Linked DNA regions of Homo sapiens: region 2 is linked to region 1. The links are chromatin loops, found by intact Hi-C in ENCODE. Cell type or tissue: PC-9. All regions are shown on one strand. Links, peaks and the distances in the headings refer to the core of each region. The heading gives the core; the rest is flanking DNA.

Region 1 (5,386 bases), core at 82-5,081:
TAAATTCTATCTAATGATATTAGCATATCACTCTTTCCATTCTGACCACAGCTCTCCTTTCCATTTTTATCTTGACTATACACATACCCAAAGTCTAACTGAACTGCACCTTTTCTCAACATGCATAGAAAAATCTAATTCTGCCTGTAAAGGCTCACAATATTTTAGATCTTTTTGCAACTTTTCACAGCTTAGTTACTTGTGCGTATCTCTCATTCTGTAATTTGTTCCATTAGCTTTATTTTACAAATAAGAAAGCTGAGATTCAGAGTTTTAAGAGACTTATTCAAAAGTCCACAGATATACACTAGAGACTGATTAGAATAAAGGAAGAGATAATCAAAACCAAATAATACCTCTGTAGAAAGGAACTAACTTTTCTTTTTTTTCTTTTTATTACTTTATAAGATTGAGAGGTTCGTCATCTTTCTTTGTTAATACTTACTAGGAAAGATTTTGATAATATTCATTTGTGATCATTGTGATGTTTATGTTACTTGTACTTGATATTTATTTTTAATAGGAAAAACTCAAAAGAGAGGCAAAAGAAAACACAGCTACTCTTAAAGAAAAAAAAGACAAGGTAAGAGCATATAATTCTCATAGTTTTAAAATACCAATTCATTTTCTAACTTCTACTTAGAAATGATTTTTTGTTTATAAGTAGGAAAATAACATTTTACATATATCATACAATTTCATTTTCTAAATTGTTTCTTGCTATTTATTAATTCAAAAGCATTTTAGCTAAAAATTTCAAAATTTTGTCATTTGGAGATTTGGAGAAGGTTTCAGTCTAATGCAGAAACAAAAAAGAAGAAAAAAAGAAGGTTTCAGTCTTTCTCTACAATTCTTATTATAGTTTTAATTTAATTAGGTACCTCTGTGTTTCTCTCTTAAGAATTTTTTAATGTTAGAGGCAAAATATTTTCATAAACAATTCTAAAGTTTATTTAGATTATGTCTAATTTTGGGTTTTGAGGGGGCTTAATAAATGACATCCTGTTTTCCTCACTTATATTCTGAACCAATTGAGAAAGACAAGGGAGAATAAAAATAATATTTTTATTATTGAAGACTTTATTAAAAAGTATCAATATTTTAAATACTGGAGAATGCAGTTTATATTTGAAGGCAATAGGATCTCTTAATCTTGAAATCCCAAATTAGACAAATTTATCTTCTGCCACAAGTAGAGCTTGACTAGCATAGGTCTACCCACTTGATCATCTGCTCTTGTAAAACTTAGGGTATAAAGGAGAAGAGCAGAATTTATGTGTAATTCTAATAGTTCTCAAGGGGAGTAATAAGGAAGAGGCTGAGCTGTATGTGTCCAGCTTCTCCTTTTCTTTAAATTCACCAATCACATTAAGTAATTTTTTCTCCCCTAAGGAATCAGGAAGAGGTTTGGAATGTTACCCTAGTGGTACTCCCTACATATGGAAGGAAACATCAGTCATAGAGAAGAAGAATACCCCTCAGCTTCTAACCTATTTGATAATATAGGATCATTGCAGAAGAATTTTGATTTAGCAAATTTTTGGTTAAAATGATTAAGAATTTTCTTTACATATAGTGATATAATCTCCTAAGTTCCCACAGAGGTTGCTCTGATTATAGTTAAACTGGAAGGAAATGACACTCAGAGTAGTTTGAGAACAGTTCATTATATTTTATTACACTTGAGTTAAAAGAGAATAAAGGAAAGATGCACTGAACCTGTGAGTGAATACTGAGTGCTTTGTATGTTCCAGACACTGTGCTAGACACTTGAAAACATTATATCTGAAGAAATTATAATCATAATAAAATTATGCAGAATGGTTAGATATAGACTTAAGGAAGTATCTAATGAATATAAGCAAATTGGTTAATCTCCAATATTCTTTTTTAAATTTAGAATGTCTTCATATTATGAAAGTATGTATCACATATTCTTATAGAGATATTTTGATTCATGTACAATTCTATATGTTTCCATTATCAAGTAGATTAGCAAATGCCATATATTTTATCTGAGAGTCTAGATATATATGTTGGAAAATGAACCATATATATGTTGGAAAATGAGAAAAATGATGAATGAAGAAATTTAACTAGGCTTTTTTTTTTTTTGCTGTGCTTTATTCCAACACTACTGAAACATAAGGCTTGTTAAATTTACCAAACGTTTCTGAGTTTGGACAAGTTACTTAACTTCTTCGTGTTTCAATTTTCTCATCTATAAAGGGATAATAATAATACCTATTTCCTAAAGTTGTTATGAGGATTAAATGAGATGGTATTTGTAAAACATTTAAAATAGTGCTTGGGACATAGCACATGCCTTATAAATGTTTGTTTGAAAAATACAACAGAGAAAATTGTGAATTTTCTGGAAAGGGATAGTTCAGTATTGTCACATGAGAATTTTCTTTAGGCTACCAGCGAAATGTCAAATTCCAGATATGGCCACAAGGTGGTGCAGTGACCTTAAATTGTCATTCTCCTACCTGTAGGGAGGAACAATTTGTCCATTAAAGCAGTTACATTTTGGCGGTTCCAAAGTTTACCCCTGATGAATCCAGAGAGCAGTAAAAAAATTGCTCTCATCAAAATTTTGTCATCAACTATGATGTATAAATATGTAGGGAAAAGGATACAGAAATGCAATTCTGAAAAAATTCATACTTGCTAGAAAAAGGATTATGAAATGACAGATCACTAGAATTACGCAGGAAAGATATAAGCCATCTCATTTAGCCTCTTGATTTATAGATGAATAAATTTAAGCTTGGAGATACTTGAAGATTTACTTAAATAATCCGGAAAGATAGGAAAGATCTAGGAGAAAAGACCATATGATGTACCTGGCTCCTAGTTCAATGATTTTTTTATAGTACATGTAGTTGCCTCTTTATCCTATACTCTAATTTAAACGCACTGAAAGTTCAGCCACCATGCTTTCAAATTTTGTCCTTGTATTCCCTTTTTGTGTGTGTGTGCTCTAGAGAATTCAGAGAAAGGAGAGATGTTCTCAGAAGAACATGGTCCTGTAAAGGAGGGCTCTACAATGAAAGGCAGTAGGAGAACTGAAAGAACACGATTCTAGAAAAAGGGGAATTTGAGTTTCACAGCTAACTAGCTGTGGAATTGAGTAAATTAACATGCCTCAATTTCCTTACAATTTCCTTATGAATAATTGCCACGATTGTATTCGTGGAGATGGTGGTGACCAAAGAAACTGTAAAATAGAAAGTGATGAGCATGAGTTTCATGTAGAATCCCACTAAAGCAACTATTACTAGCTTTTACTAGAAAGTTAGGTCAGGTGCTAAAAGAAGCTGTATACAAAGGTAGAGTGAAAGAGAACTGAGGAAACTGAGTTGAAAAAATGTCAAGTATTTAGAGTAAACTTGCAATTTATTTATTTAGAATTGAAGCAAATAGCCATTTTCTCAGTTTTTTTCCCTGAAAATTTTTCTCATTCTTTACTTTCATAATTATTCTCCTTGCTTTTGGAGGCAAGTTAGGCTGGTGGATAGGAAAAGGCTGATATTTTTATAGGTGAAAAAGAAGAAGTATCAATGTATGAAAGAGAACGAATGAAAGTTAGAATAGATTTCCTTCTGACTTTTAGGCTATTGTAATGAACCATAGATTAGGGCTTTTTGCCACCAGGAGTAAAGATTTTTTTTTATTTTTTAAAGAGAATCCTCAACTTTTGGTCAGAGAGTTGAGATATCTTATTTGTTTTCATTTTTAAAAATTTAACTTTTATTTTAAGTTCAGGGGTACATGTACAGATTTATTATATAGGTAAACTTCTGTCATGGGGGTTTGTTGTACAGATTATTTTGTCACCCAGGTATTAAACCTATACCCGTTAGTTATTTTTCCTGATCCTCTTCCTCCTCCCATCCTGCATGCTCCCATAGGCCCCAGTGTGTTTTGTTGTCTCCCTCTATGTGTCCATGTGTTCTCATGATTTAGCTCCCACTTATAAATGAGTCCATGTGGTATTTGGCTTTCTGTTCCTGCATTAGTTTGCTAAGAATAACGACCTCCAGGATATCTTATTTGTTTTCATAGAGGCTCTGTGAAGACAGGCAGGGGCAGATAACATTTGCATCTTAAATGGACAAGTAAAGTGACAAAGAAGATAACTGTAACTTATTCAAACTTATCTAGTCAGTGATAAATTTAGGGATAAATTTGCTTATTTTGTTGTGAATTCTACTAGTTGCTGCACTTTAATTAAAGAAATAAATAATTAATGTGACATTTAGTGATGGTTTTATTCATTCTTGTTGTTCAATGCAGAAAACACAAACATTTTTATTGGAAACACCTGAAATTTATTGGAAATTGGATTCTAAAGCAGTTCCTTCACAAACTGTATCTCGAAATTTCACATCAGTTGATCATGGCATATCCAAAGATAAAAGAGACTATCTGTGGACATCTGCCAAAAATACTTTATCTACACCATTGCCAAAGGTTTGTGTCTAAATTTTCCATGTTAGTAGTAATTTTTTAAATAAATAAATAAAGTTCTGTTATCACCATATATCTGGCATCACGCACACATATATAACTAGTTTCTTGAAAGTTTCAATTTTTTTTGTGGTATCAGCATGAAATGTAAAGACAAGGTCTTGCTGTGTTGCCTAGGATGGTCTTGAACTCCTGGCCTTAACTCATCCTCCTGTCTTGGCCTCCCAAAGTATTGGGATTATAGGTGTAAGCCACTGTGCCTGGCCTTCAACATGAAATTGTTTCATTTTTTTCGATCACTGTCCACAACTTAATGTCATCTTGGGCAGATTTCATAACTTAATAGTTATTTATCAGTGTTTAAGGCCCTGACACAGGAAATCTGATTCTGACTTGACATTTTATAGCATCACCACAGTTACTACTTCCCTTTGCTGTTTACCCCAATCATCTTGCATCTGTAGTCCTTGGCAGTCATCTTGGAGCAGATGCCTCTAGCAAAGTGGCTCAGTTCTGACTGTCTTTCATATAGCCACTTAATCCATGGGGAATTCATACAACTTTTCCATGCTAAATGGCAGTGCAGATGCTTTACTTTTGATCTCTCTTACCTCTCTCTCGTTTCCTTTTCCTCTCCTCAGCTAGATACAAAGACAAACAAATTTGCTGCCTACATTCATATCTAACTAGGGAATGAGATGCCAGTCTTTCTTTCTTGGAAGCACTCCTAATATTCTTTATAAAGATGCTCTTGGAGTTCCTGCCTCACTTGTCTTGGGAGTTGAAAAGGATCTCAATTGTCTCCATCCCACTAAGTTTAAATGTTACGCCTTTTCCTTCTCAGTTTCCCAGTTGTGTTTGATGGTGTCTGCAAGGTGTCTGCAAGTCTCTGAGACTTTGTTTTTCTTCA
Region 2 (5,386 bases), core at 218-5,217, 160 kb after region 1:
TCAGGTGTCCAAATGTGTTCTGTGCTGCCGTGGGAGACAGTAAGCTGCCCATCACTGGAGACGCCAGCTGGAATTTTCACTGATTGCTCTGAAGGATGGTTGGCCTGGATAATCTCTAAGTTTCCTGACCTGAGATGCGAAGGGGAAACTGCTTGTAGCAGACAGGTGTCAGCTTTGCAGTCCGCCAGACCTGAGTTCAAGTCTCAATTTCCCCGCATACCTGGTTTTCTTCTCTGCAAAGAAGAGAGAGGAAAATAATATCAACTTTGCAGGACTCCCGTGAGGAATCCATGACACAGCACCTGGAGCTACGATGACTCTCTTATTATTCCCCCCTCTTCATTTCAAGTCAGTTGTGTGCTCAGGGTATGGACTCCACACTGGAACCAACCCTGCATTTAAAAATAAACAGCCACTTAGCTTCATTTGATACATGATATATACACCCACATGAGTGTTTTGTCTTGTTTGAATTTCTCCCCACTGTCTGTGTTTCCATCATGTGTGTCTGGGTGTGTCTGTCCTAGATGGCAAGCCCTGAGGCATTCTGAGTGGCACAAAGCACAATTATCTGCCTCGTAATGTTGAGGATGATGATAACAACACCGTTTTACATTTATGATTGCATTTGACTTTTGAAGTACCTCTGGGAGGTAGGAAGGACTAATGAAGTAAGTGACCGCAGTTGATGAGAGACTGCCCAAGGACACACAGCTGGGAGTAGTAACAAGACCAGACCTAGAACAGGGGATCAGTTTGTGGATTTAGTGGAAGACTTTCCTGGCTGACCCTCCCTCCCACCCCTTCCTAAGCATTCTTTCATCATGTGCTCCTGAGCCCCTTTGTTCTGGGCTTGGCTTGAGCCCAGATGACTCAACTTTCCATGTGGTAGCATTATCTAGAAGGCTTTTCCCAGGACCTGCCTGGCCTGGGCGTCTGGGGTAGCTGAGGGCTCAGACACCCAGTGTGTGAATGCCCTGGGGAATTAGAGCAGTGGGCCCTGATGCAGACTCCTGCATCCCTGAGGGAAGACCAGGGCAGAGGAGCATGGCCAGAGTGGGCAGGTGACCATTTGCCCAGGAATCTGCAGGGCTGTCTTGCTTTAGAGAGTGAGAGTCAGTTGGTCAGTCTTTTTTTTCCTCCCTGAATTAATGTATTTGTTCATTCATGCTTCTGGCCTGCATGAAATATTATCCTCAGTGCTTTGTCATATACAGGAATTGTGAGATCCCCCCTGGCCCTGAGAATTTTGTAGTCTAGTTAATGGGTCAACTGGACAATGGAAATAGACAAATGGAAGCACCAGAGAATAATCTAAAGACACATAGAGAGAAACAGTACTTTAGCAAAATTAGGGTTTAAATCCTGGCTCAGAGTGGGAAGCAGGGATTCAGCTGAAGGCTATTTTGGAATCCCAGGTATGAAGTAAAAAGGCCTAACCTAAAGTCATCGTGGAAGGGAAAAGGAGAGATACAATCTGAGCTCAGGGACATGGCAGTCATTGTCTGATCTGCTCAACTTTTCACTCACAGCTCCTAGCTCTGGAAAATAGCCCAAAGCTTTTATTTTTGCCCAAGACTGGCCCTGGATTGGTCAGGGCATCTGACCCAAGTGCCACTAATCCAGAGGCTTGCCAGTGGCATGGCTCGTTTGAAAAGAGGAGCCTGGCCAAGCCACATTCCCCACTAAGGGCTCTGAACCAGAAGACACTGAGAGAAAGGACAGCATTGGGACTGACGCTGCAGGATCACGATGTTGCGGGGAGTGCAGCCAGGATGGGCACATGGAAGAGCAGGTGCTCTGAGAAGCAGGAGCTATGAAGTGGGGGAAAGTGACAGAGAGTATGGGGAATCAGAGAGCCGTTCAGTGGTAAGGAAGGGACAGAAAAAATCGTTATCATGTCAATGACAGAACATTAGGTGGAAATGTACAAAGTCCCACTATCGAGGGCCTGAGGGCTGCTGCAGATCCAGAGCCAGCCTCTGCGTGCTGCTCCCACCCCACTATGCCAGGCCGTTTGGCTTTCTCTGGGTGCCCGGGTCCTTGCATCCTTCAAGAAACCCCCATGACAAGAGGAAAGCTTGGTTAGTCTCAGTCTTATGGAAACAGAATCTATGCTAGCCTAAGTCATTTCTTAGAGATCTGGAGAATGAAAGTCAGTGGAACGTCCCTAGGCACACACACATGTGAGTATCTCAGTGTAAACGTATCTGCAGACTCCACCACAACCCAGAAGTCCTGTGAGTGTGGGGCAAGCATGGCGGGTAGGGGGTGGTGGGGAGAGCGCCGAGTGTGGGGAGACCGAGGGATCAGGGAGGAAAGCACTGCCTCCCCTTCCTGGAGAGTCCAGTTGGAAGAACTCATGGGTCATGGCAGTAGAAAGTGCTACTTTTAGTTTCCTTCAGGATGTAGATGCCATTTAAAGTCAAACTATTTCCTAATACTGGTGCCCAGAAAATGATTCATTGGAGAATGCTGATGTTGTTTTCTGTGCCCGACATGAAGCAGTGTGATGCTGTTTCAGAGCAGAGGATATTGGCCTGAAGGGCTGTAACTCTGTGCTGTCCCCAAAGGCCGTTTCTGGGCAGTGTTTATCTTTTGTCTGCCTGAGACTCTCTGTGTGGCTCACTCTTCATCGTGATTCTTTGCATGCCTGTAACATGTGTCATCTACACGTATTCTTTTGGCACCCATCACCTACAGTTTTGGTTACTTCCCTTAGAGGCTTGTGTTTGTGTCTGGGGGTGTGTTACTTTCTTTGCTTCCCCAGACCCTGGATCCATATTCAGGAGTCCCTGCTCTGACACTTTGTGCTATGTGAACTTCGACAAGCCACGAACGTCCCCACACTTCTATTTCCTCACCTGTAAAATGGGAATGATGACATCTGATGATAAGCAACCATGGCCAACTTATCTAACAGAAATGAAGGTCCAATGCCAATATTGGAGAATGCTTTGTAAATTCCGAATTGTAGTGTTCAGTGAGAAATTGATAACATTTTCTTCTTGTAAGGACTGTACTTCATAGATTTTTAATGGCTGTCTCACATCGCAACCCCAAGATAACACACTGCTGAGCAAATAGGAGGAGCTCAATAAATAATTGTAGAATGTGATCATCGTTGTTCTCATCTTTACAAATTCCTTATTAATGCCGTTTTGTTGCTGCCAGATAACTCATTGTCTTCCCATGCTGACATTATATAAGTCTGGGACACACATGAACATGGGAAGACATCAGAAAGTTACATAACTGACCAGTAGAGAATAAACATCAGTTACACATAAAGGTTAAGTGCATTTTAGAGGTTAGAAAAAGTGATGAGTGAATAATTGCGATAGGAAAGTGGTTTGTGGGAACAGCTATAAGATATAGATTGAGGTAGGTGGGATTGGGGAAGCTGCTTTTATCTAATTAAGAAGACCTTCAAGAGGAAGTGGATTTTCAGGAGCAGGTAGACGAGAGGGCAGAATGGGCTTGGTGAAGAGGTGGCCAGAGAACATTCCAGACACATGAGTATCCTCCGAAGGCTGTGGGGCAAGATACCTTCAGGGTGGTTTGCCCCTCTTGACAGTTGGAATGGCTAGAGGGGTGTGTGTGTATGTGTGTATAGACATAGGGAAGCGGAGGGCAAGGGACAGATAAGAAGGGTGGGAAAGAGGTAAGGGAGACCTGCTGGGGGTGATGAAGACAATGTAAGACTGATAACCTTCAGGTGTGAGATGTTTTGGAGGAGCCCTGTTGAGATTTCTTTACACTGTATCCAATAAAGTTGTCCTCAGCTTCTTTGTTTGGATTCGGCACTTGGAAATGGGGCTAGTTTAAAATCAGAGGGAGGGATAAAGCTAAGAATGTGGGCAGGGTAAAGAAACCAGGTCCCCAAATCCATATAACAACTTACAGACCTTATGCCATTTTAGTTAAACTTGGCCTAGCACCTTTGGGTTTGAAGGTTTATCATTAAATAGCTTTTATTTACTTGCTTCTCATTGTGTAAAACTGTTAAAACCCCCAGGTTCCTATTTGTTCTAGGCCCCAGAAGTGAATAATTGATCATTAGGCATTGTAACATTGGTCTGGGGCTTCTGAATGTGCACATCCACTCAAAGTGAGACAGAGGATGGGCCTTCCCCCTGTCCAAGCCAAACAGCTCAGTGTCACATCCTGGCTTCACCTATTTCCATGGATCCTGCAACCCAGACATGATCTCATCAGGGCCACTCCCTAGAAGGAAGTGGGGAAGCACAGGACTATTCTGTCTCATTTTCCAAATAGAGAAACTGAGGCACTGAGCAATGAGAGAAGCTTAGTAAGGATGAGATAATGAGCTAGCTGCAGGGCTGAGAACAAACTGGGCTTTGGCTCAGAGTGGCTACCATTCAGTACAATGTGTGTGTGTGTGTGTGTGTGTGTGTGTGTCTGTGTGTGTGCCTGCGAGCACACCTGTACATTCCCTCTCATCCTAAATCTTCCAAAGGGACATCCTGAAGATGACACAGTTTAAAAAGGGACCCCATTTTGCAAGACAGAATGTGTGACAATGAGCTAGTTATAGAACCTCTGTAAGTCCAGTGTCCTCACCTGTAAATAGGGAATAATGGTATCCATCTTTACAGTATTGTTGTAATGAGTCATTAAGGTTAGTAAGGAATCTAAATATCAGGATCCAATTTCTGATCCCCAGCAAACATATGAGCCACCGGATCACAGTGCCCACTTGGTGGAGTTTATGTACTGACCTGACACCATTCTTGGTTACCTGGTTCAGTGGTGGAAGCCATGACCTGGTCAGCCTAGAGACCAGCTAATCTAATGTGCATCTGTATTCTATTAAATTTACTTTCCTAAGTATGTTATTTCAGTGGGGGAGGAAGCTTTGAGTGCCTACTATGTGCTGGGCAATTTTCTAGGTGCTCTATGTAAATGATCCTATTGAATCCTTCTCATAGTCTTGTGACAGGTATTACCAAAGCAAGGATTTGCATCCCCTAAGAAATAGTTACCTGAGTGTCCTGAACACAGAGCGGTAGAGTGAAACAAAACTGACATTTTAAGAATCCAAATTGAAGAGATCACAAAGCTGAATGCCGGCAAGACCAAACTCCCTCTCTCATGCCCACTGACTCTTCAACTCATTACAAGACATTGTCTTGGTAGCCATTTCATGAAGTTGGTCACACCCTTCTTCTTGCAGCTCCCTCTTTTCTGGCTTCAGCTCTTTTCTTGTTCTCTTTCCACCTCAATCTCCGTAGTCTCCACGGGGCTGCTGTTTCTCTGACTGCCTCTTAAGCATTAGCTTTCCCTTAGGGTTTGTCCTCAGCTCTTTTCTCTCTTCATGTTGAGTGCTTACCTTGAGAGAGCTTTTCCCTTCCAATGCCATAGG

Evidence for each region. Peaks named below come from ENCODE experiments on the same cell type or tissue, not always from the same donor. Only the 100,000 strongest peaks of a DNase experiment are listed, where the experiment ranks them.
Region 2: a loop joins it to region 1, with 10 times the contacts of the local background. A loop is called at or near these places in 2 of 110 quality-filtered maps.

The regions. Positions count from the first base shown.
Region 1 is chr1:114,977,034-114,982,419 of GRCh38, forward strand. It overlaps SYCP1 (synaptonemal complex protein 1), which reads left to right. Exons shown (of 32, transcript NM_003176.4): 28 at 524-583; 29 at 4,303-4,479. Among named protein-coding and RNA genes, the nearest start is that of TSHB, 50 kb to the right of the region's middle. In PC-9, for the core only: a CTCF peak has its summit at 2,460 (motif pointing right); a DNase peak (open chromatin) is centred at 2,458.
Region 2 is chr1:115,132,730-115,138,115 of GRCh38, forward strand. No RefSeq gene overlaps it. Among named protein-coding and RNA genes, the nearest start is that of LINC01765, 36 kb to the left of the region's middle. In PC-9, for the core only: no CTCF peak of the experiment used is centred there; DNase peaks (open chromatin) are centred at 2,562 and 3,552; H3K27ac peaks cover 2,536 bases.